Regions from separate parts of the Homo sapiens genome. Here regions 2 and 3 are each linked to region 1. Evidence: chromatin loops called from intact Hi-C (ENCODE). Cell type or tissue: GM12878. All regions are shown on one strand. Region 1 has its middle 59 kb from the start of LINC01814. Region 2 overlaps LOC105373411 (a long non-coding RNA gene). Region 3 overlaps KIDINS220 (kinase D interacting substrate 220).

Region 1 (8,000 bases):
TGGGGTGGTATTAGCTGGGACAATTGTCCTCTGCTCCTCTTTAGACTCCATCCACATGTGCAGGGGTACAGATCACCCCCTCAACCACCATAAGTGAGATCACTCTTAGGAAAAGCAAAATCCCATGTTCCTTGGCTCTCTTCCGAATTCATCCCAGTCATCTGATTTAAGAAGTAATTTCAGATCATCTTCCCATTTCTGCTTCATGTTGTATCATCAAAAACACGTGTCCAGTTGGTTAGCAGAATCAGAAACATACATCAGTCTCGATAGTAGAAGAGGCAGGGATTTTCCTGAGGAGTTAGTGTCAACCTCTGAAAGATGAGGCAGCAAGAAAATCACAAACACTAAGAACGTGCTTGCAAAATGGGGGAACTAGGCTTTTCCCAGCTCCCTCCCCCACATCCTCCTCTCCCTATGACTGGCTGGCCCTGGGCCCCTGCAAGCCCCACCCCTACCCTCAGCCCTAGCCCAGACTCTAGGGCAAACCCAGGGAGCAGAGACGGGGTCTCCCTCCCCCACCCCATCATCAGCCCAGACTGCCCAGGCTTGCAGCCCATGTGCCCATGGACTGGGCCAGGGGAGCCCCACAGGTGGCCTTGCTCTCTGCAAACAGGAAGCTCAGGGCTTGCCCTAGACACTGTCTCCTGAATCAACTCTCAGTCTGGCATATTTCACAGCTTTCATTTCATTATGCTTTAGTAGACTTTTAAATAAATTTTTTCATTGAAAGTCATATATACATGATTAAAAAAAAAAAGCCGGAGCACAAAAAGATATATAATTAAACAGGAAGCCACGTTCTGTTGTCAGATCCAATACCCTACGCCCCAGAGGTAATCACTTTCAAGAGTCCTATAGGTTCCCTTCCCAACAAGTCATCACATGCACAGGAGGGGCCATTACATGCACAGGACCAACAGCTGCTAATTTAACAGATTTTTCAGACTCTCCCTCCTTGCTATTATGTTTAGAAAGCCAGATCTTTGCTTTTTCAGCCTTCCTTGCAGCAGGAGATGGGTACGTGACCCTATCCTGGCAATGAGATGCACAGGTGAGTTAGCCTGTGGCAGGGAGACAAGGGGCCAGGTGGCATCCAGGAAGCTCTTACTTTCCAGATTTAAAAAGAAAAAACAATGTGCCTGGCATTGGCCAGCCCCTTCCTCTTTTCTCATGCTTGGGTGTGATATTTGGAGCTGCAGCAGCCATCTTGGGACCATGGGGTAAAGAGTGTCGGGATAAAAAGCCAACACATTTTATGAAGGCACAGCAGAAGAGAAAGAACCCAGATCTCTAAAGACATTGTTCAGTGGATGAACACATACCCCCGGCTGCTAACCTCCATACATGGTGTTCCATGAGAAAAATAAAGCTCAATGTTTTAACCAGTGCTGGTCAGGTTTTCAGTTACTTATAGAAGAACCCATCCTAATTGATACAATATAGAAGCATCATTAGTGAATTTAATTTTCTTCAAATGGGTGCAGACTGGACAGTGCCCTGCACTTTGCTTTCTTCACTCAGCATGCACCTTTGCAATGTTTCCCATACCCATTCACGTAGGCCTAGCTCATTCTCAGCTGCTTCAGTTTTCTGCTGCACAGAACACATTATAAATAAAGCTGACATCCTACCAATGCACATTTTTATTGGTTGCTTCCAATTTTATCCTACTAAAACGAAGGCCACAAGAAGCATCTCTGTATCTACAACTTAGTGCACTTGTTTCTCTCTGTACAGTAATTTGTGGAAGAGGCAGGCCAGAGACCTCGCCCCTGGCCCCTGTCTTTGTCCCCTGCTCACTCCACGGACTGGGCACACTGAACCCTCCTTGGGTCTCCTGGGCCCACCATTGCCAAGGGCTCACATCTTGATTCCCCTTTTTCTCTACTCACTCTGCTGCCCATCCTGAACACTAGGACATCTACTACCTTGGCCAGAGCCTTGGGTTCCCCTAACCTACATCTCAGTTTGGGTAAGTGGCCTTGAGCTTCTTCCTCGGGGACTGAAACTAAGGCTTGCTCTCATCTGGCTCTCCCTGCAGCCCACTGCTGTCACCCAACCTCACCCCAGCACCTGGGTCTGCTCCCCAGCCCTGCACCATCCACCCCTTTCCAGAACCTGCCCCTTCCTGTTCAGATGAACAGGCCCACATCAGGCCGACTGCCAGGCAAGCTCCCACAGGAAACAGAACAAGCAGCCACACCCCACCTATAACCAGGCTCTGGCCCTGGTTTCAGCACCTGCAACCCACCCCAGAAATTCACACCAGAAACCCAACCTCACAGCCCAACCAAAATCCCATTTGCCACCAGAAGCTGACAAATGCCATTGCTGGGTAGAGGGACACACCAAGATGGAGGTCAGATATCTAAGAACACGCAAAACAGGCATGCAGATTTATGTACCAGCGAAAGCAGATGCATGGAACATTCCATCAGATCTGACTGGTTTATGCTCACCAGCCTGTGCCCAGCCAGCCAGGGCATGCTAAGAGCTGAAACACGCAGGGGAATGCTGTCAGCACAGATGTGCAGGTGACATTTTCAGGGTAAAATCCTGTCTTCTAGGGCAAAAAGCCATCTTCTCTGGCTGGCAGATTCGCAAGGCTGCTTGCATCCAGGCCACAGCCTGCAGTTCCCCCTCCAGCTCACTCCTCTTCACTCATCCCCACCAGCCAGCTACACCCAGGTCTTAGGGAACATCCAGAAGGCAGCGTCCTCTGAGACCACCTGGTCCAGTCCTCTGATTTTACAGATAAGAAAACTGAGGTCCAAAGAGGTCAAAAAAGTCACCCAGTTGCTTTGTGACAGGGCCAGGGACACAAACACTAAAGCCACCTTCATTGAGCACCTCCTCCTATGCTCCCAACTCTCCTTTGAGATATGTAGCATCGCTCCCTTTTCATTGATCAGAAATTGGAGGTTGATAGAGGTCAAGGAACTAGCTCCAGATCACACAGCTGGTGAGGAGCAGAGCTTGGGTACAAACCAGCCAGACAACCCTCCATCCAGGACTCCATCTGCCCCAGCTTTACTAAGGAGGCTTACATCCCCATGACACCACTCCTAGGACAAGAATGAAAACTGTGGGTAAGAGAGGAAGAGAGTGTATGCATTCACCAAAGGGAGGGTTATTATTAAGCAATGAAAATGCGAAAATAGTGTCTAAAACAGAATCTTGCAGGTGTTCAGCCATCTCCTTAAGCAAGGAAGTGCTCACAAAACAATGGATGGGAGCACATCAAAGGGACAATGGGGCCAAGCATGAGGCTCACGCCCCGTGGAATCCCAGCACTTTGGGAGGCTGAGGCAGGAAAATCACTTGAGCTCAGGAGTTCAAGACCAGCCTGGGCAACATAGTGAGACTTCTCCTCTACATAAAATCAAAAAAATCAGGCAAGCATGGTAGCACATGCCTATAGTCCCACCTACTAGGGATGCTGAGGTGGGAGGACCACTTGAGCCTGGGAATTCGAGGAGGCTGCAGTGAGCTATGATCTCACCATTATACTCCAACCTGGGCCACAAGAGTAAGACTCTGTCTCAAAAAAAAAAAAAAAAAGGAGGGGGGGCACCCAGATCCCGAAAAAGCTCCCAATGGCCAAAGTTGGAAGAGTATGAGCAACAAACTACTATTGGATTATAACCCAGAGAATACAATAAGTACCTATGAGCCAACATCGATATAAATAAATGATTGAACAAATAACAGGAAGAAGAGACAATCCACCCTTAAAGAAGAATTCCAAATAATTTATGTAGTTACCCACCTCTCGAAGAGGTGGAGCATGACTTTCCCTGCCCTCAGGTGTGGGCTGTGTTTGGTGACTTGCTTCCCAAGGGCAGGTCTGAGAAAGGAGTGGGGGAGGAGAGAACTTTGCTGGGAGAAACCCAACAAACACAGCTCAGCCAGAAGCTCAAGGTCATTGGCTGCGATCAGTCCTGTTGATAGGCACGCACCCTTGATTGCATACGATAAAAATGGCACTTCACCTCTGTGGGCTTCTCCCGAGAACCCGTAACCGCGGTCTAACCATAAGAAAAATATCAGATAGCCCAAACTGAAGGGCATTCTACAAAAATACCTGGCCAATCCTCACGACAGCTGTCAAGGTCATCCAAAACAAGGAAAGTCTGAGAAACTGTCATAGACCAGAGGAGGCCACCAAGATGTGACAACCAAATGCAATGTGGGATCCTAGAGGGGAATCTTGGGACAGAAAAAGGCCTTAGGGAAAAACTAGTGCAATCCACATAAACCGTGGCGCTTAGCTGAAAGAACCAACCAATGTTAGTTCCTTAGTGGTGAGGAACGTGCTAGGGAGATGCAAGCTGTCACAATGGGGAAACCAGTGAGGTGTGTCCAGGAATCCTCTGCGTTATCTTTGCAATGCTTCTGTAAATGCACAGCCGTTCGAAACCAAAGGTTGCTAGTTTATAAATACACCGAGATGAGATGTCCCACTATCTTGCTAGGGGAGTCGTTCCCAACTGACCACCCATGAGACTGGTTGGGGAGATTTTCAAAACTTTTCAAAGGCCCTGCCTGGGATGAAGTGAACAAGCATCCCTAGGCCTGCGGCCTGAGCATCAGGACCTTGACAAGATCCCCTGGTGATTCTACCGTGCATTAGGGTTGAAACCAGTGGCCAGGGTAGGACAGGAGTTAATTGCACAGGGCTTCCATGGAGTAAGATGGAGCTGGGAAAGGATGCTGGAACTCTTCAGGCTGCAGGAGAGCTGCATGGAACGGACTGCCGCCCCTCCCCGCATTACCTCTGAAGGGCTCCTTGTTGGAACCTGGACATCTCTCACTCCCCTGTCCTGGGTCAGCCGCTGCTGGCGGGATCAGGTGGTGGAAGGGTTCAAATTTCCCTTGGGTGTTAAAATGCAAAGTGACCCTAACCAGCCAGGAAAAGAGCAGGTGTCCTCTTTCATCCAGCTGGGGTCACTGTCCCCTAAGGGGCCCCAGGCTGGTCCTTCCTGTCTCACTGAGGTCTCAGACCTCATGCTCATTGGGACTTGGCTGAACTCCAGGCCGTCAGCCCAACAGCGCTAAAGCTACAGCCAAGCCGCAGAGAGCCGTGGCCTCCCACGCCCCACGTTGCTGGGCAGAGAAGGGAAGCATTTCAGACAGGCAGGCTGGCCCCTGGCCAGCAGGTCTCCAGATGCCATGCAACACACACCTGAGCAGGGTAAGAGAATAGGTGTGTGTCAACAGTATTTGAAAAAGAAAATAGCTGCACAAATACAGCACTTGTTAACACAGGTGTTTACAGGTGGAATTATTTTTCCAGGGCTGCTATCTCCCAGCCTTCTTTGTGCTTCTCAGCTCACACCTGCAGGGACTTTCCTACGAAGCCAAGGCACAAAGGGGAAGTGGATAGTCCGTATCGATTTTACCACGGAGGAGGTCAGCGATCAGCTTCAGGCCTGGCTAGTTTTCACAGTTTCCCTTGCTGGACTCACTTCCATGTTTTCAACCTGCTCTAACAGGATCTGGCCTGCGCTCCACTTCCTGCTTGGCTAAGGCAGCTGCTGTGACCACCCCAGGCAGTCACAGCAAGAAGCCATTTCCTGGGGCCAGGGCACGCTGGCTACTCTCGGGACATAATTATCTATCTGGTCCTTGTCTCCTCTCCCCCAGGAGAGGCTCAATGTTTGTATATTACAGATAAGGAAACTGACACACTTGTCTGAAGTCACAGGGCTAATAAGTGGAGGATGTTGTGCCGACATCAAACCAGGGAAGAACCCAAAGAGGCAGCTGCAAAGGGCTCCAGAAGTGTCTCCAAGATGACCCCCCCACCACCACCACCACCGCCCACACCAGGAGCAGCAGTGCTCTCTGTGGGACACCCAGAAGCACAGACATTCAACTTAAAATAGGATCTCATAGAATAAAGCAGTCCGTCAGGTGGTAACAAGTCCCAAGGTATTAAAAATTATAGAAGAGAAACTTAATGCCTCTGAACAGCACACTTACAAATGGTTAAGATGGTCATTTTTATGTTACGTGTGTTTTAACACGATTTTAAATTTTTAATTGACACACTTATGAAAGAGAAACTTAAAATGGAGAACGTTCTATTCCAGAGGGAGACCTAGCCAACTTGCATCACCAATTAGCCTGTTTTTGGTAAATGTACCCACTTTTTGCATTCTGAGAGAGAACTCTGTCCTCTGGAAAGACTTTCTCTTAGATGAGCCTTTTAATTCATGCAGATGTGGGCCGGAGTATTTGAGTATTTCCCGTTATATGGGGGAAGCACTAAAAGGTGAACTGCCCTAAATGCAGATTTCTCAGTGTGAGGTTTTAGGTGCTCTGCTTCACATGTAAAAGGCAAGACAGGGGACAGGAGTGAAGACAAGGTGGGGAGGGAACAGAAGAGCAGGCCCTGCTCCCCACCCCCAAGGCAGTGAGGAAACACCCCCACCAGCACCCTCTAAAAGGTTGGCACAGCAGGCAGGCTCCAGGAGGGGATGTAATCCTCCTCAGTAAAGCTGTTGAAGATGGCTGCCTGGGGACGCAGGGAGGGGCTCAGTCACACTTGGGGAGAGGCCAGACTGAAAGAGCAGGGCCAGCAGAGATGCTGAGATCCTCTCAGCCAGAGGCCACTTGTGGAAAAGTCCAACGGTACAATCTGGGCAGGAGGTGACAAGGGGCAAGCAGGGTGGACTGACTCCCAGGGTGCTCAGAGAAGCCTGGCAAGGTCCGAGTGTGCTGCAGGCCCCCGAGATGGCAAGTGGAGAACATGGAGACATTTGCCATTGGTAGCTTTTGATGTCCTTGTTCCTACAAGCCAGGGGGAAATGTCATGACTTGATTTTGGCAGCGAAACCCTTCAGCCCAACTTGAAGAGCAATGAGGCTTCCAAAAATGTTAAGAAACATTGCTCCATTCCAGCCTTCCTCCTTCACCTCCTCTCGCAGACTAGCACCACCTGTGTTCCAAGTCACAGATGAAGAGTCCGAGGGTCAGAGAGGCGGGGTGTTCACAGGAGGGTCTGTGGTTTGGAGGCTGTCCCGGGTTGAAGCCCAGGTGTCTTGGTTCCTAATGTGAGTCTTCCATCCTCTATAACACTTTTTCCCAGGAAAAGGAGTTTCCCTGAGAGAAGGGGGGAGTCTGGCCGCCTCCAAATCCCTGCTGGCTCCTCCAGAGGCCACCTCCAGCCCTGCCTCTCCCTCTGCCTGGCAGACGAGCCAAGGAGTGCCAGTACACAGGCTGCAAGCCGCTGGAGGCCAGTGACTACAGGGCTGGCAAGGGGAGAGAGAGACTTGAGAGAGGATGAGATTTTCAAAGCTCACCACCAAGAAGTTGAAAGGTTTTCCATTTGAACTATGGCAAGTCTCTAAAAGATGAGATGGTGTCTAATTAGACATTATTTTACATCATTCAAATTAAGATGACCTCATATTATAATTACAGATCTGCTACATTACTTGGAAGTAATCAGCATGACAGGCTATCCTCTCTGCCTACCCTTTTGGAAGCTCCAGGCTTCACACTGACCTTCTCCTGCTCCTCCACCTTCCATCAGAGATTGCCCTTTGGAGGGACAGCATCTACCAGAGTCCACACAGCAGCAAGCAGAAGCCTCCCCAGCACGCATCTCCATCCAAGAGTGGAGATTCGGTGAGCATCTGTGCACCAAGGACATGGGTCACACAAGGAGACGGACCTTTCATCAAAGGACATTATTCCTCTTACTTTCCATCAGTCCAGGGATCCCCTCTAATGGGCAAAATGTCCCCCACACCCATGCTCATACACACACACACACACACACACACACACACACAGGTACACACAAACACGCACAAATACAACACACCCACAGGGGCAGTTCTATGATACAGACTTGTGTCCAGTTTTAAACCTCCACCCACCCACACACAGGGCCCTGTCTTCTGAGCCCTTCTCGCTCCAGGGCCAGCATGTTTCCGGCACATCCTCGGTCCACTCGATGTGTATTCACCTGCCAAAACCTGAAACGT
Region 2 (8,000 bases), 81 kb after region 1:
AATAAATAAAGTCAAACGCAACTTAAGTATTTAACATCTGGGCATCATAAGTAAATTATCTTGCATCAAATCAATATAATATTATGTAGTATTTAAAATTGTAATTATGCTAAGTATAGTAACAAAGAAAATAACTTACAGAAAATATCTGAATATTGGACAAGGTCAAGAAGGCACTCCCCCAAAATGAAAGTCATTTATTTACCTTTGTATCTAACTGTCCTTCACTTTATTCCAGAAAATTCTCAGGGAACCCTTGTACACATGCTTTACTAGGATGCTGGAAATGGGGTTTATTCCTTTAAAAACATTTTTGACAATTTATTCTGAGAAAATTATCATGCACTCATTGCTGTACTGCTACTATTTTCTAAATGGGAATAGCATAAATGTCCAATAATAAGGGATTTAAAAAATAATAGATACCCAAACAATGGAATATTGTGCTACCAATCAAACTTATGTTGTAGGAGAATAATGACATCAGAAAATGTTTCTGATATATTAAATGAAGTAAATTACAAAATCGATTTTAAAGATTAGTTTCTGTTTTTTAAAAGGTATATATTTTTAATTTTAATTCCTTAATATTTTTCTTTTATATATAATAAATGTTAATTCAAAATGGAAAAAGTGTTCCAGAGCTGAGCCTGATAATTTAAGAATAAAAATATCCAAGGGTTAAGAGCTAAAACTATAAAATTTTTGAAAGAAAACATAGTTGTAAATCTTTATAACCTTGGATTAGGAAACAACAGACATGTGACAACTAAAGAAAAAATATTAGATAAACTGGAAAGAGAAAAGACATGGAAGAAAATTTTTTCAAATCATATTTCTGATAAGGGCCTAATATCCCAAATCTATAAAGAACTCTTAAAATTCAACAATAAAAAGACAACAAATCCAATTCAAAAATGGGCAAAGGATTTGAATAGACATGGTTCCAAAGCTGTACAAACAGTCAACAAGTGCATGAATAAATGCCCACCGTCATTAGTTATTAAAGGAATATAAAGCAAAAACCACAAGGAGATACCCCTTCACACCCGTTAGGACCACTTAAAGAAAGAAAGATATGGTCTATCTTGTAATTGTCTGACAAGTTTAGTTAAGGAAGATGTGGAGAAACTAGATCCCTCCTGCATTTCTAGTGAGAACGGAAAATGATGCAGCCACTTACCAAACCAGTTTAGCAGTTCCTCAAAAAGTTAAACATAATGTTACCATTTGACTCAGCAATTCCACTGCTAGGTATGTACCCAAGAGAACTGAAAACATATGTCCTCCTCTTGTGAAATTCCACCATGGTGTACCATGGCCAGGGCCAGAAAGTGCAAAGGGTTATGGTGCAGCCCATCAACCTCATCTTCAGATACTTACAAAATAGATCACGGATTCAAGTGTAGCTCTATGAGCAAGTGAATATGAGGATAGAAGGCTGTATCATTGGTTTTGATGAGTATATGAACCTTGTATTAGATTATGCGAAGAGATTCATTCTAAAACAAAGTCAAGAAAACAACTGGGTCGGCTCATGCTAAAAGGAGATAATATTCCTCTGCTGCAAAGTGTCTCCAACTAGAAATGATCAATGAAGTGAGAAATTGTTGAGAAGGATACAGTTTGTTTTTAGATGTCCAATATGAACATTTATTCATATTGTTTTGATTACCCTTATGTTATTACAAGATGGCAATAAATGCTGTGGGATTGTTTGTACTAAAAAAAAAAAAGAAAGAAAAAAGAAAACATATGTCCTCCCAAAATTTGGTACAAGAATGTTTATGACAGCATGATTTATAACAGTCAAAAAGGGAAGGAGGGCTGGGCGTGGTGGCTCACGCCTGTAATCCTAGCATTTTGGAAGGCCAAGGTGGTGGATCACCTGAGGTCAGGAGTTTGAGACCAGCCCGGCCAACATGATGAACCCCCCCACCTCTACTAAAAACACAAAAATTAGCCGGGCTTGGTGGTGGGCACCTGTAATCCAAGATGCTTGGGAGGCTGAGGCAGGAGAATCGCTTGAACCTGGGAGGCAGAGGTTGCAGTGAGCCAAGATGGCGCCCATGCACTCCAGCCTGGGGACCAGAGTGAGACTCTGTCTAAAAATTAATAAAAATAAAAAAGAGAAGCAACCCAAAAGTCCACTAACTGATGAGTTAATAAATAAAACATGATATATCCATATCTATACCATGGAATATTATTTGCCAATAAAAAGAAAGAATAATTAACGCATGCTACAACATAAACAAATCATGGAAACATTATGCTCAGTGCAAGAAGCCAGACACTAAAGGTGTGCATTATACTCTTTCATTTGTAGGAAATACGGCAAATCCGTAAAGACAGAAAGTAGATGATCAGTGGTTGCCAGAGGCTGGGGGAAGAGGGAATGGGAAGTGAATGCTAATGGGTTTCCGGGTTTCTTTTTGAGGCAGCAAAAATGTCCTTGAATTAGATAGTGCTGATGACTGCACACCTTTGTGAATATACTAAAAACCACTGGGCTGTACTTTTTAAAGAGGTGAATTTTATGACATATGAATCATATCTCAATTTTTAAATTATGGCAAATATATACAATAATGCACCACATAACAGTACTTCAGTCAATGTCAGACCACATGTACCATGGCCATCCAATGAGATTATAATGAAGCTGAAAAGTTCCTGTCTCCTGGTGGTGATGCTATAGCTGTCATCATGGCATTAACCCAACACATTACTCACGTGTTTAATGTAAACAAACCTACTGCGCTACCAGTTGTATAAAAATCTAGCACATAGAATTGTGAATAGTACATAATACTTGATAATGATAATAAATGACTATTATCATAATATAGTATGTTGTACTAATTTATGTACTTACTATATGTTTTATCGTTATTTTAGAGTATACTGCTTCCACCTTTTTTTTTTTTTTTTTGAGACGGAGCCTCGCTCTGTCACCCAGACTGGAGGGCAGTGGTGCAATCTCGGCTCCCTGCAACCTCTGCCTCCCAGGTTCAAGCGATTCTCCTGCCTCAGCCTCCCAAGCAGCTGGGATTTTAGGCACCCGCCACCACGCCCAGCTAATTTTTGTGTTTTTACTAGAGAAAGGGTTTCACCAGGTTGGCCAAGTTGGTCTCAAACTCCTGACCTCAGGTGATCCACCCGCCTCGGCCTCCCAAAGTGCTGGGATTACAGGCCTGAGCCACCGCACCCTGCCTCCTTCTACTTATTAAAAAGCAAAAGTTAACTATAAAACAGCCCCAGGCAGGTCCATCAGGAGATATTTCAGAGGAAGGCATTGCTATCATACCAGATGACAGCTCCATGTGTGTTTCTGCCCCTGAAGACCTTCCAGTGGGACAAGATGTGGAGATGCAAGACAGTGATATTAATGATCCTGACCCTGGGTGGGCCTAGGATAATGTGTGTGTGTTTTAGCTTTTAACAAAAAAGTCAAATTTTTAAAAATTTTTAAATAGAAAAAAAACGTATAGAATAAGGATATAAAATATTTTTGTAGAGCTGTACATTGTGTCTGTGTTTTAAGCTGTTATTACAAAAAAGTCAAAAAGTTGAAAAAATAGAAAGTTTATTAAGTAAAAATGTTACAATAAGCTAAGGTTAATTTATTATTGAAGCAAGAAATTTTTTTTTATAAATTTAACATAGCTGAAGTGTACAGTGTTTACAAAGTCTACAGGAATGTACACTAATATCTAAGCCTTCACACTCACTCACCACTCACTCACTCACTCACCCAAAGCAACTTCCAGTCCTGCAAGCTCCATTCACGGTAAGCATCCTAGATGGGTGTACTAGGTTTTCATCTTTTATGCCATATTCTTACTGGACCTTTTCTATATTTATATAAACACTTATTCATACCATTGTGTGACAATTGCCTAAAGTATTCAGCAAAGTGACATGCTGTTCGGGTTTGAAGACAAGGAGCAATAGGCTACACCACATAGCCCAGGTGTGTAGCGGGCTCTGCCAAAGGTGTGTGTGACTGCTCTGGGACGGCCTCACCATGGCATCACCTAATGATGCATTTCTGAGAACGGATCCCCGTCGTTAAGTGATGCTAACTATACTTACGAGTACATTGTGATGAGTCATTATTTACAGGTCATTTTAAACCCAAACAGTGATTTACAGGGACTCTATCTCCTAGAACTTTTGAATTTCCTACAGACAGTCACAAGAAAAACATTAAGATGAACTTAGAGAACAAGCTGAGTGCTTTCTCCTTGCATTTCATAACAAAAGGCAATGTTCATAGGGGGATTTCAGATAGTGTGTTGATTTAGGGAGAAAAATCACATTGCTTGAAGAATTCAAATCAAACTATAGGTTCAAATACTCTACTACCTAATCAGAGATTTCTATTTACACCCAAATAGGAACGGTCAAACCTGAATTATTATTATTATTTATCATAAACCTAAAGTCCCGGCTTGAGTAATTCATAGGCACAAAGTGTGGCAGCTACAGTCGCCTATATGTCCCGCCAGTCACTAAAACAGGCACAGTTCTTCATCCACACGCCATTTCCTCTCTGCCCTTCTTTGTACCAAAGATCACTGTGTCCAAGAAAAGCATTCTCAGGAGGCCCGAAACTGTGCTGTGGGCAGAAAATCAGCTTTCTGAAACCCTGAAGCTACTACATGTTTGCTCTTGGTTGAAACTGTGCTCTGAAACCTCCCCGTAAAAGCTTCCACTGGGCCTGGGCCCTAGAGAAGGTGATAACATGTGGAGGACTGAGGCTTCTTCAGATGAGGGGAAACAGAGTCTGTGCAGGTAGACGACATCTGCTTCTCCCTAAGGCGCTGGGTTCTAACTCACTCTCCCTTCAGTTTAACCCAGAATGAGTCCCAGGAGCGAAGCCCTTGCTCCAGTCATCTTAACACCAAGATGACAGGGGGAAGATCAGAGGTGGGAGAGACAGTCAGGAGCCCTGTCCAAGAAGTGCCCTTGGTAGAGGGTCCTGCAGACCTTGGACCACCCGGGCATGACACCAGTCAGCGCCCCACAGGCAGCTCTAAAGGCCTGTGTTCTCTCTTGGGATGGGCTGAAACTCGTTGCACTGTCACTTTGCACACAGGTCCAAGCTTTATGCTACAAAGCAGCATGCAGACCAAGCCTGCCTCAAGTTCACGTGAAAGTCCCTCAGATTCATGAATACATCAACCCTGTCTAGGCCATTGCTTCAGGGACACTGAGAACAGATGAAACCAGGGGGTAGAGATTAAAAGACACCAAATTCCAACCTTCATCTTCGTCTCTGAGTCTGTCACTTAGGCCCAGAAAGTTAAATTCTCTGTTGCCCACAAACAAAATACTGAGTACCACTTCCTCCCCAGGATTAAGATGAGAAACGCTTTAAGGGAATCCCCGTAAAGCACAAAGCAAATCCATTTTATTTTAAGAGAGAAATTCCTAGCCGGGTGAGTCCAGGTTTTTGAGCCTCACGGCGACAAAGGCACATGGCAATTGCTTTCTCCACGTTTCTCCTCCCACCTTGCAGATGCCAAGCGTGGGATCCTCTCTCTCCCTGTTTAGCCCTTCCTCGTGTTTCCCAAGGAAGGACCTGCTCAAGCCCCACCGGCAATTGCACCTTGCATAGGAATCACCCGCAAAGGGCTTTGAGAAGGGACTCGGGCGGCAATGATGAACAGAGCACGGGGATGAGCCTCACCTCAGACACCCTCGCAGGGACCTCCAGCAAGTTCCTTCTCCCAGGCATCCTCAGTGTCCTCACCTGTGAAAGGAAAAGGCTGGAACCCATGATCGCTGAGGTCCCGTCTGTCTTGATCTCTTCTGCCCAGCTCTGCCTGCTGTTCGTGAACTCCTCAACCAGGTCTTAGAAGTGCTGAATACTTTAAATGGTAAATCATCTTGATTGCTATCAAAAATGGGTTTGGCCGAGCTGAAGCTTATTACTGGTCCCATGAGGAATTGCCTGGCCAAATGAACAATGATACAGCAGCTTTGTTGATTTAGCAAGACATTCTTTTCCTTTATTTCCTGTAAAGAAAAAAAAATGCCATCATAAATTCAACTCCTCTGACTCTGCCGGCCACAAACCACTCATTCCACTGTGAAATGCTTGTTGAAACTATGACGTCGTGTAATTCTGGAGGGAAACTGAGGACACAGCTGGCTACAGAGAAGGCCCCACATCTTGGCCAAACCCATTTTTTATAGCAATCAAGATGATTTACCATTTAAAGTATTCAGCACTTCTAAGTCCTGGTTGAGGAGTTCGCAAACAGCAGGCAGATGATGATACCTCGTGGCTGAGGGTCTAGGGGCTTGCGGCCTCAGGATTGAACTGAGAGTTGTAGCAGAGAGATATGGGGGGGGGAGGGGCGACAGCTCAATGTGGGGGAAACACCCAGATATTAAAGCCAGAAGGACCCAGCCTTCATCTCGATTCTTTGATGGCTAGCGGTGGGGCCCTGAGTACTCAGGGCACATGAGCGGGAATTGCTGCCAGGAGCTCCAGGGCTGCCAGGATGGAAGCTCTTCCATCCTAGGGCCCTATTTCAAAAGTAATTTTAAAAAAAAAAAACCCCAAAGCCAGTATCATGATTGACTGAAATTAATCACATCACTCCAAAGGCATCTTCCACCAACACTGGCCCTCTGTCCTGGTCTGAGAGTGGATAGCGGTGGAGTGATCAAATGACTCAGGTTGGAAGTTGCAGGAAAAACCCCCTGAGTGAGCAGTATGGCCAGGGCGGTGGGTCAAATGAGAGTGGCACTCAGAGCAGAGGCTGTGCACACTTACCCATCCATCATTTATTATTTCTTCATCCAACCACCACTCACTGAGAACTTCGTCTGTGTGAGGCCCTGGGGAACTACAATGAATACAATGTGGCTTTGGTGGTTGAAGCTCACAGATGAAAACAGAATGCTGGTGTGTCTACAAGGAGCCGATCCTCTTACAGATATTGTTTCACTGAATTTTATCATCACTTTGAGGTCCGTGTTATAATCTTCATTTTACATCATGAGGTTGTTGAGAAGCATTTGAGGTTGAATAATTTAAGTCACTGTCTTAGTCAACCTGGGCTGCCATCACGAAATATCACAGCCTGGATGCCTTGAACATCACAACTTCATTTCCTCTCAGTTCCAGTGCCAGCAAATTCAGTGTCTGGTGAGGGCTCTCTTCCTTACTCACAGATGCCACTTTCTTACTGTGTCCTCACGTGGCAGAGAGAAACAGCCAAATCCCTCTCTCCCTCTTTTTATAAGGCCACCAATCCCACTGGATTAGGACCTCTCCCCTATGATTTCATTTGACTCCAATTACCTCCCAGAAACCCGTCTCCAAATATCACCACATTTGGAGTTAGGATGTCAACATAGAAAGCTGAGGGCGGGGGCACAATTCAATCCCTAACAGTCAGTCAGTCAGTCTCAGAACAAGATTTAAAACTGGATGCATCTGCTTCCAAAGCTGGTGTCCGCTCTACTCTACTACCCTACTCTACTCTACTCTACTCTACTGTACTCTACTCTACTCGCTGCCTTCTCCACGCTTACCACTTGCAGGTTATAGACCCCTTGAGAATGATTTGGGGGGACATTCTTGGCCCCCAGCCTTGTGCTGAGTATCACCAGCTCTTTGGGCAGTGCCAACATTTCAGGATCGGTGGGCACCCCCTTCTCACTTGTTGTTGAGGTTGATGTCCTATATTAATTTTAATGATTTTGCCACATTCACCTCCAATTGTCACCATTTAAGCAAGAGCCTTAAACAGGTGTTCCAAGGTCACATGCGTTTGGAATTTGTTTCCCTGCCCTTTGTCCTGGGAAGATATCCACCTCTGGGGGGAAGATCAAAGTGCAAATTCCTGACTGCCTCTCCTCGTGACAAAAACCACATGCAGAATGCCATGCTGATAGGACAAGTGTGGTATGCAGCTGGAGAGGCAAGTCGGCTGAAAAAGGAGACGCCTCTCCTCCCCCTTCAAGGCCCAGCCTGA
Region 3 (8,000 bases), 240 kb after region 1:
CAACATAGAACACAATTGGCTCAATCAAGATGAATTACCCTTTCAACTAAATATCTATTTTTTATATTTATTACTAATGTCACAGTCAGTTCAGTAAATGCCAACAGTCTTACAGCTTTAACCTTTAGTCATGAGAAGCACACTTGATTGTTTCCAAAGGGATATGTGAGGCCGTCTTCATTTCAGAGGAGCAGAAGTGACTGTACTGTTGTTTGCTCTTTAATGTTTCAACTACCCATTCCGTTGTCTCATGAAGGCCAGTACCTCTGGTTGCTGAAGTTTTGAATATTTGCCATTTTCAGTCCTTCGAGGCAGATAACCCAAGTGAATGTGCATCTCTGAGGGAGTCATGGCCTGTTCCATGTCCTGCTTATTTGCAAATGCCATTAAAATGGCTTTTCTCAGCTCTCCATCAACATGGCAACTAACACTGACTTGGAAATGCCAATTCGGTCTCGGTCACAACTGTCTGCTCCACAGCATCTGTGTTTGAATAATAACATCTTCAGTATGGCTCTGTCCTCCTAAATCCTGGACTTGGAATTCTGTATGTTTTCTTTGTTGGTTTTGTTTTTAAGATGGAGTTTCACTCTTGTTGCCCAGGCTGGAGTGCAGTGGTGCAATCTCGGCTCACTGCAACCCCTGCCTCCTGGGATCAAGCAATTCTCCTGCCTCAGCCTCCTGAGTAGCTGGGAGTGCAGGCACCAGCCACCACGCCTGGCTAATTTTTGTATTTTTAGTAGAGACGAGGTTTCACCATGCTGGCCAGGCTGGTCTCGAACTCCTGACCTCAGGTGATCTGCCTGCATCGGCCTGCTAAAGTACTGGGATTACAGGCGTGAGCCACTGCGCCCAGCCCTGTATGGCTTTTATAAGTTGCCGTCTCAACATTAAATCTGATGATAGGAATGTTAGTAATGACTTTTCCAACCTGTAATCTGCATAAAATTGTGGTTTTTCCTGTCTATGTAATCCCCAAATTAAAATCCTCACTTCCCAGGTTCCAAACACACTGGAAAAAATACTTGAGAAAAATCTACCATGATTAAGCCCTGTTCACCCTCACCAATCCTCAGGAACAGATCCTGGTCTCAGCAGCAACTCCAACTCGAGGCACCTCTGCTCACCTTGGCCTTTGGATCTGCCTCTGAGCCTGGACTTCCACACTGGATCTGTCAATTTGCTGGTATTTTCAAGGAAAATACTTCTGGTTTCATTGCTTTTTTTCTATTGTTATTCTGTTCTCTGTTTTATGTCTCTCCACTCTAACCTTTATTATTTCCTTCCTTCTGCTAGCTTGGAGTTTAATTTGCTCTTCTTTTTCTAGCTCCTCGAGGTGTTAGGTTAGGGTGTTAATTTAATATCTTTCTCTTTTTTTAATGTACGCATTTACAGCCATAAATTTCCCTCTGAGTACTGCCTTTGCTGCATCCCATAAGTTTTAATCATTCCTAATATTCTTGTAAAAGTATTTTCATAACTATTCCATGAGTCACCTTTCCTACCATGTTGGAAAGAACATTAGCTTAGGGGGTCAGAAAGTAGACACTTTGTCTGCCACAGCCAAAGTAATAAAAGTACTAAGAGCTGAAGCTGTCCACATGCAGAAGACTGCATTAAGTACACAACAACTCTCAACAGAGAAAAGAACTTGCCAGAAGAGAAAAGAGGCATCTATGCTCGTGTGGTGGTCACAGAATATTCTCAAGACAACAATGCGAACAGTGCCAGGTGTTCTCACTGACACTCACTTTTCAAGGTCTACAAAAGTAAGTTTGCATTTTAGGCATCTTATTGAGTAACTACACTAGGAAACAACGAAGTGCTTATATATTCTGCAGGCCAAATAGATCATCATGGCATGCCTTCTTCAAGTGTGTTTGTCTATTTCTGGTTTAAAAGAAGACATTTGCAAGTATCTAATGTGTTTGACTTATGTGTTTAAGGACGGTGTGATTAGGGTTAAATAGTGCAAACCATAAAAGCACTTGTATAAGCTGCCCTGGAAACCATTGGCAGAGCTAAACAAAGTTATTATTTCACTTACTAGAAGAGTTTACTCGACATTAAACAAAAACTATTTCCCACCGAGGGTGTATATCTCCAAGATGACCTATTTGGCCAGAACATCAGGGCCCAAGATTATGTTTTTATATGAAGGAAGGAAACTTGTACGCATGTAATTTAAAGGATTAAAAAAACCCTTAAACTCAGTAGAATGTCATCATATACAAAAACTCTCTTTGGCTTTAAGGCTGCAATTCTGGCAACTAGATGGATGAAAAAACAATCAACAACCAGGGAGGGTAAAAGATAAAAACTCAAAAGGGGTATCTGCCTAGGTTCAAGTACAATACTGGTAAGGCACTGTCTTCATTCATGTCTACGACGTCGAATGTTCTGAGGAAGGTACATTTAGGGGCTCTGTATCCCTCTTCTTATATAAACTCTAACAGGGAAACTATATTTAAAAGTTATGAAGAATTGAGAGGGAATTTTAAGAAGAACGAAGTGGCTGAATACCTACTGTCTGCCATTCTCTGAGGCAGGTGCTTTACCTAGTTTATCTAACTTCTCTCTCTGCATCCCATAAGGTATTTATTATTTCCATTTTTAACATGAGGAAACTGAGGCTCAGAGAGGTAAGCAATGGATGCAACACCACCACAGACATAGCAGCAGAGCGGGTACCTGCTCCTGACTGCTTCAAAAGCTGCTGACTGCTCACTGCACCAGTTCAAACAGGAGCCACAGACATGGCTCAAAATCCCTCAGGTAATGACTTACACGTTTTTAACTCCTTAAAACTATAATAGAAAAGAATGCTGTTACATATTACATTTTAACAAATTGAAGAAGATCAACAAATAAGCTGTGCTCATAAGTCATCCTGGGTTTTTCTTTTAGTTTCAGTTTTTTGCAGACTGAAATAAAGCTTCTCCTCCATCTTCATGCACATATTTAATTTCCTTCATCATTTTTTCAGAATCCAGATCAGCACTTTTTTGTTTACAAAATTATGCAAACCAGTACACTACACAACAGCCTAGAAGCCTGAGCAAAGACTGTAAAAATGATTTAAAAATTGCATGACATGACTTTCACCTAGTCAGAGAAGCAGAGAACACTTCAAATAATTATAAGAAATGTGAACAACTCCAAGATACTATTGGTGATTCACCTATAAAACAATATTCCCAATCAATCTTTCAAGTTTCTAGATCAGATTAAATGAAAACATCCTGTCATCACAAAGAAAGTTTAAACACCGGTAACATTTCTGTCTACTCATGATTTAGGACTTTCTTAATGTTACAGTCCCAAAACTAATTAGAGAAATAAATAAATGTTTAAACCAATTTAGGATTGTAACAGTTGTCCACAATTCTCCAATTTTAATATTCTTCAGAATAGCTCATTTTTCTCACTAACTGAATTTGTTAGGAAATGTTATAATTTGAATCAATAAACTTGTATTAATTCTGCTTCATTTATTGGACTTTTGCATAAGATCTGGAGACAGGCTTCCACTGGGAGTACAAGTCTAAAAAATAGTGTATTACTGCATGATATTTACCCAGTTACAACCATGCAAGTAATCAGATATTAGTAATTCAGGTGACAAAGCAATACTTTCAGCTAGGGTAATGAGAGAAGACTTTAGTAAAGTGGTAAGAGAGGCAAAATAATTCATAACTGACTCCATGTGAAAATAGTGTCTATCATTAAAAAGCAAAGCCTGCTTTTTGGCATCAAGAGTTTATACTTGATATTTTAAAATGTTCCGACAAAAGTACATGAGATCAAATTTTCATAGCTGTTTTAGGCATCACTAGCAATATCATAAGTTGCTACCAAGTGATGAATTGTCCATGCAATTGTCGTCTTTAAGAAATCTAAAAGTGTATTACATTAATCATATATAGAACGCAAATGTTTGATAATAAAACTGAATGACAGGCATAGAGAAAGGAGGCTCTGAACTCAAAGTAGATCTATGAATATGTTTCAGATTAAGGCAAAATCTTTATTATGCAAGTTCTCTTAAAAGATTTAATGTTTAAAAAGTATAGAACTGAAGTTCTACAATGTTTAGGATTTAATATTTTTATATCTAAATGCAAATTTGTAAGCAGATCGATTTCTTTATGCTCCTCTTTTTTCATAGCCACTATTTTCCCAAAAGTTAATTTAAACTAATTTGAGGAGACAAAAGTAGTACAACACTTAAAAACTATGTCATATGAATAGATACCCATTCATTTGCCTAGGATCGTGATTCTCAGTGCTGAAAAATGTCCTGAAGCCATTTTTTTTTTTAACAACAACAAAAAAGGAAATTCAACCTTTCATTAAATTCTGACTTGTTTTTCTATGGAAGGGGAAAGCAAAATGTATTACATCTTATTTTTGGCCAAACATGCTAATAATGTTTGTAGTGAAATGCTCCCATCTTGTGGACTTTTTGAATATTGCTAACAGGAGCCACTTCTGCAGCATGGTTTTACACCAGCAGCTAGACATTTTCTTAGCATTTGAATTAGCTAGCATTTTTGTTACAAATCACTTTTGTTTATTCTTGTATTTTAAAAAGTCTTTAAATATTTTGATTTGAAATTCTGAAATCACAAACCTTTACTGGAAAAATCAACTTCTGGAAAAAGTTGGCTACTTGATCTGTCAAGGCATATGTAATTTTTTTGGTAAATTGAATTCTTTAATAATCAGACTTGTTTGAAAAATATAACTATACATAATGCTCTTACTATATTATAAAATAAACTGTAAACCTGCACAAGTAATAATTTTTTTTACATATTAAACATGTATTTCTTACATATTAAAACATATATTTCAAGAAATTGTCTTTGGTATTAGTTTCCAACAATTCCAAACACTGTAGAACTTTGGAATGTTCTATATACTTTTTCAATGTTAAATCTTTTAAGATAACTCGTACAATAAGGGTTTTGGATAATGAAGATCTGGGTTAATATACCTGAGTTTTTCATGTTGACGTTAGAAACACATGACTTTGGAACACTTAATATTTTTTCTTCATTCTACGTTTGCATTAAACACTGAAAATGGCATTATGAGAGTAAAGTCTGAGAAAATACATTCAAAATCAAAAGTAAAAGAAAACCTATTGGCTGGGCACGGTGGCTCATGCCTGTAATCCCAGCACTTTGGGAGGCTGAGGCGGGTAGATCACGAGGTCAGGAGATCGAGACCATCCTGGCTAACACAGTGAAACCCCGTCTCTATTAAAAATACAAAAAAAATTAGCCGGGCATGGTGGTGGGCGCCTGTAGTCCCAGTTACTCAGGAGGCTGAGGCAGGAGAATGGCGTGAACCCAGGAGGCGGAGCTTGCAGTGAGCCGAGATCGCGCCACTGCACTCCAGGCTGGGCGACAGAGCGAGACCCCATCTCAAAGAAAAACAAAAAAGAAGAAAAGAAAAGAAAACCTATTGAAAAAGTTACCTAAAAAAAATTATAGCCATATAGTAGACATAGAAATGGTATAAAGGCTTAAACAAACAGATGTACCAGATGTTTAAGTGCTAAATATCAGAAGTGATTTTTTAAAGCTTTCCACACAAAACCTAGCACAGTTACTAGACACAATTAGAACTAAATAAAGCATTTATTTGAGATTTTATATGTTGCTAAGTTGTTCGCGTTTTTCAACAGAAAAGATAAATTCAACACTGCAGAAAAATTTCTATCTGCTATAACATTCCCATTGATACCCTAATAAGTTATTCTAAATACTCATAGATATATCAATGAAAAGTTAAAATCTATCTGGAAATTAAAATATTTAGTTCTATATTTCTGGTATCTCAGACCCACTGCCTAGCTGGCAGCTACAGAGGACAGGCTCCTGGCCCCAAGAAACAGACTTGGGGAAGCGCAGTTACAGCTGTGAGGTCTTAGGTAACTCCTGCTCTCTGCCTCTTAGGGTTAGAAGTACAGGTTGAGTATTCCTTATCTGAAATGCTTGGGACTAGAAGTGTTTCAGATTTGGGAGTTTCGGCAGTACCAGCTGAGCATCCCTAATCCAAAAATCCAAAATCCCAAATGCTCCAGTGAGCATTTCCTTTGAACATCACGTCGGCACTCAGTTTCAGATTTGGGGGCATTTCAGATTTCAGATTTTCAGATTAGGGATATGCAACCTGCATTAAATGTGATAAGCTAGGTAAAGTGCTTAATCCAATGCATGGGACAGAATGAGGGCTCACATAATATATTAGCTACTACTTTTATTAGACTGTGCCCTGCATATAATAAATTCTATAAATATTTGTTTAATAAATGAACACAATTAAAATGTTTAGCACAACAGAACTGGAGTCATCTAAGTACATGGCCTTTTAAAAACAATTCTGACAACAAGTCTCTAAGAAGAAACTGAGTCTCTAAGAAGACTCTGAAGTGAGAGGAACCTGTCTAGAAGTAGTCAATCCAAAGCAACTCCACCAGAATGTAAATTAGTACAACCTCTATGGAAAACAGTATGGAGATTTCCTCAAAGAGCTAAATGCAGATCCACCATTTGATCCAGCAAGCCCATCACTAGGTATCTACCCAAAGGGAAAAGAGTCATTATATGAAAAAGACACTTGCACATATATGTTTATAGCAGCACAATTCACAATTGCAAAGATGTGGAACCAACCTAAGTACCCACTGACTAATGAGTGGATAAAGAAAATGTGGTTTATATACACCATGGAATACTACTCAGCCATTAAAAGGAACAAAATAACATATTTTGCAGCAACTTGGATGGAGCTTGAGGCCATTATTCTAAGTGAAGTAAAACAAGAGTGGAAAACCAACAACCATATGTTCTTACTTATAAGTGGGAGCCAAGTTATGAGTAAGCAAAGGCATACAGAATAAAATAATAGACTTTAGAGACTCAGAAGGGACAGGATGGGAGGAAGGCTAGGGAAAAAAAACTACATATTGGGTACAATCCACACTACTTGGATAATGGGTGCACTAAATCTCAGAATACACCACTAAATAATTCATCCATGCAACAAAAAACCACTTGTACTCCAAAAGCTATTGAAATAAAAATTTTAAAAAACACAGAGCAACTCCACCAGACCATGGCATTCATAAATGGATTATGAATGTAAGAAACCTTAGAAATGCAGCTGAACTCAGAGTTACAGGGAATGCCTTCAAAAACATTGCTGTGATTTTAGCATCACCTGACATAAGGCAGAAGCCGCCAAGTGTTAGGTGAAATATACAGTCATCATTCAGTCAATGTGTACTGAGAAGCTACTATGTGTCCGGCCCAGGGATATACTGGTATATAACAAAAGAAACATTTTACCCATATTTAAGCCTAAAGAATGAAGTATCTGGATGGACGGTATTCTCTTCAAGATAAAGTGAGGCTTCTCATCTACCACCTCCCCAATTCATGCCTTCCTCAATCCAAAAGTTATCATCAGATTTCTTTATTCTTTCAGAAATACCCACTACTGCCTAAATACTGATCACTTGTCTAGAAGCAAAAAAATTCAGCAATGTTTAAGAAAGTTACAGTTCATGAAGTGTATAGTCTCATTCAGGAGACAAATATTAAAGAAATAGCAATGCAAATATGTATAAGAAGGTAACTATGGCCAGTGTTATGAAAGAACACACTAGTACATAAAGGACTCATCTAATAAAGCCTCGAAGGATGGGGGGGCTTGGTAACAAAAGGCTTCCTAAGGCAGTAATATTTAAGATGAGACCAGAAGAAGGAGGTGGGATGGGCCAAAGAGAAGAGCACATGAAAAGTAAACAGTAAGAGGGAGAAGGAGCCGGAGCCAGGCTGAGGACACTGCGAACTCCAGCAGAAACCTGGTGCCTGAATACAGGTTTTGACCAATTATATCCTTTTGTCTTTAGAGCCCAATTTGATATGCACAGACCATCATTTGCACTTTATACTATCTATAAGTCAAAATCATTATTATTCTAA

Evidence for each region. Hi-C counts contacts between places; a loop is a spot of excess contacts. Peaks named below come from ENCODE experiments on the same cell type or tissue, not always from the same donor. Only the 100,000 strongest peaks of a DNase experiment are listed, where the experiment ranks them.
Region 2: a loop joins it to region 1, with 2.4 times the contacts of the local background. A loop is called at or near these places in 2 of 110 quality-filtered maps.
Region 3: a loop joins it to region 1, with 4 times the contacts of the local background. A loop is called at or near these places in 4 of 110 quality-filtered maps.

Annotation. Positions count from the first base shown.
Region 1 is chr2:8,520,683-8,528,682 of GRCh38, forward strand. No RefSeq gene overlaps it. Among named protein-coding and RNA genes, the nearest start is that of LINC01814, 59 kb to the right of the region's middle. RefSeq lists silencers at 363-422, 5,523-5,712, a cis regulatory region at 4,348-6,069 and enhancers at 4,552-4,621, 4,672-4,781, 5,662-5,721, 5,732-5,801. In GM12878, a CTCF peak has its summit at 4,953 (motif pointing right); DNase peaks (open chromatin) are centred at 367, 5,069 and 5,389; H3K4me3 peaks cover 1,064 bases; H3K27ac peaks cover 4,353 bases.
Region 2 is chr2:8,601,775-8,609,774 of GRCh38, forward strand. It overlaps LOC105373411 (a long non-coding RNA gene), which reads right to left. Exons shown (of 3, transcript XR_001739274.1): 2 at 5,699-6,027. It also overlaps the pseudogene SNRPEP5. Among named protein-coding and RNA genes, the nearest start is that of LINC01814, 22 kb to the left of the region's middle. In GM12878, no CTCF peak of the experiment used is centred here; DNase peaks (open chromatin) are centred at 1,247, 4,627, 5,173 and 6,887; H3K27ac peaks cover 1,088 bases.
Region 3 is chr2:8,757,305-8,765,304 of GRCh38, forward strand. All of the region lies in intron 22 of KIDINS220 (kinase D interacting substrate 220), which reads right to left. It also overlaps the pseudogene LOC100216337. Among named protein-coding and RNA genes, the nearest start is that of KIDINS220, 76 kb to the right of the region's middle. In GM12878, a CTCF peak has its summit at 4,461 (motif pointing left); a DNase peak (open chromatin) is centred at 4,427.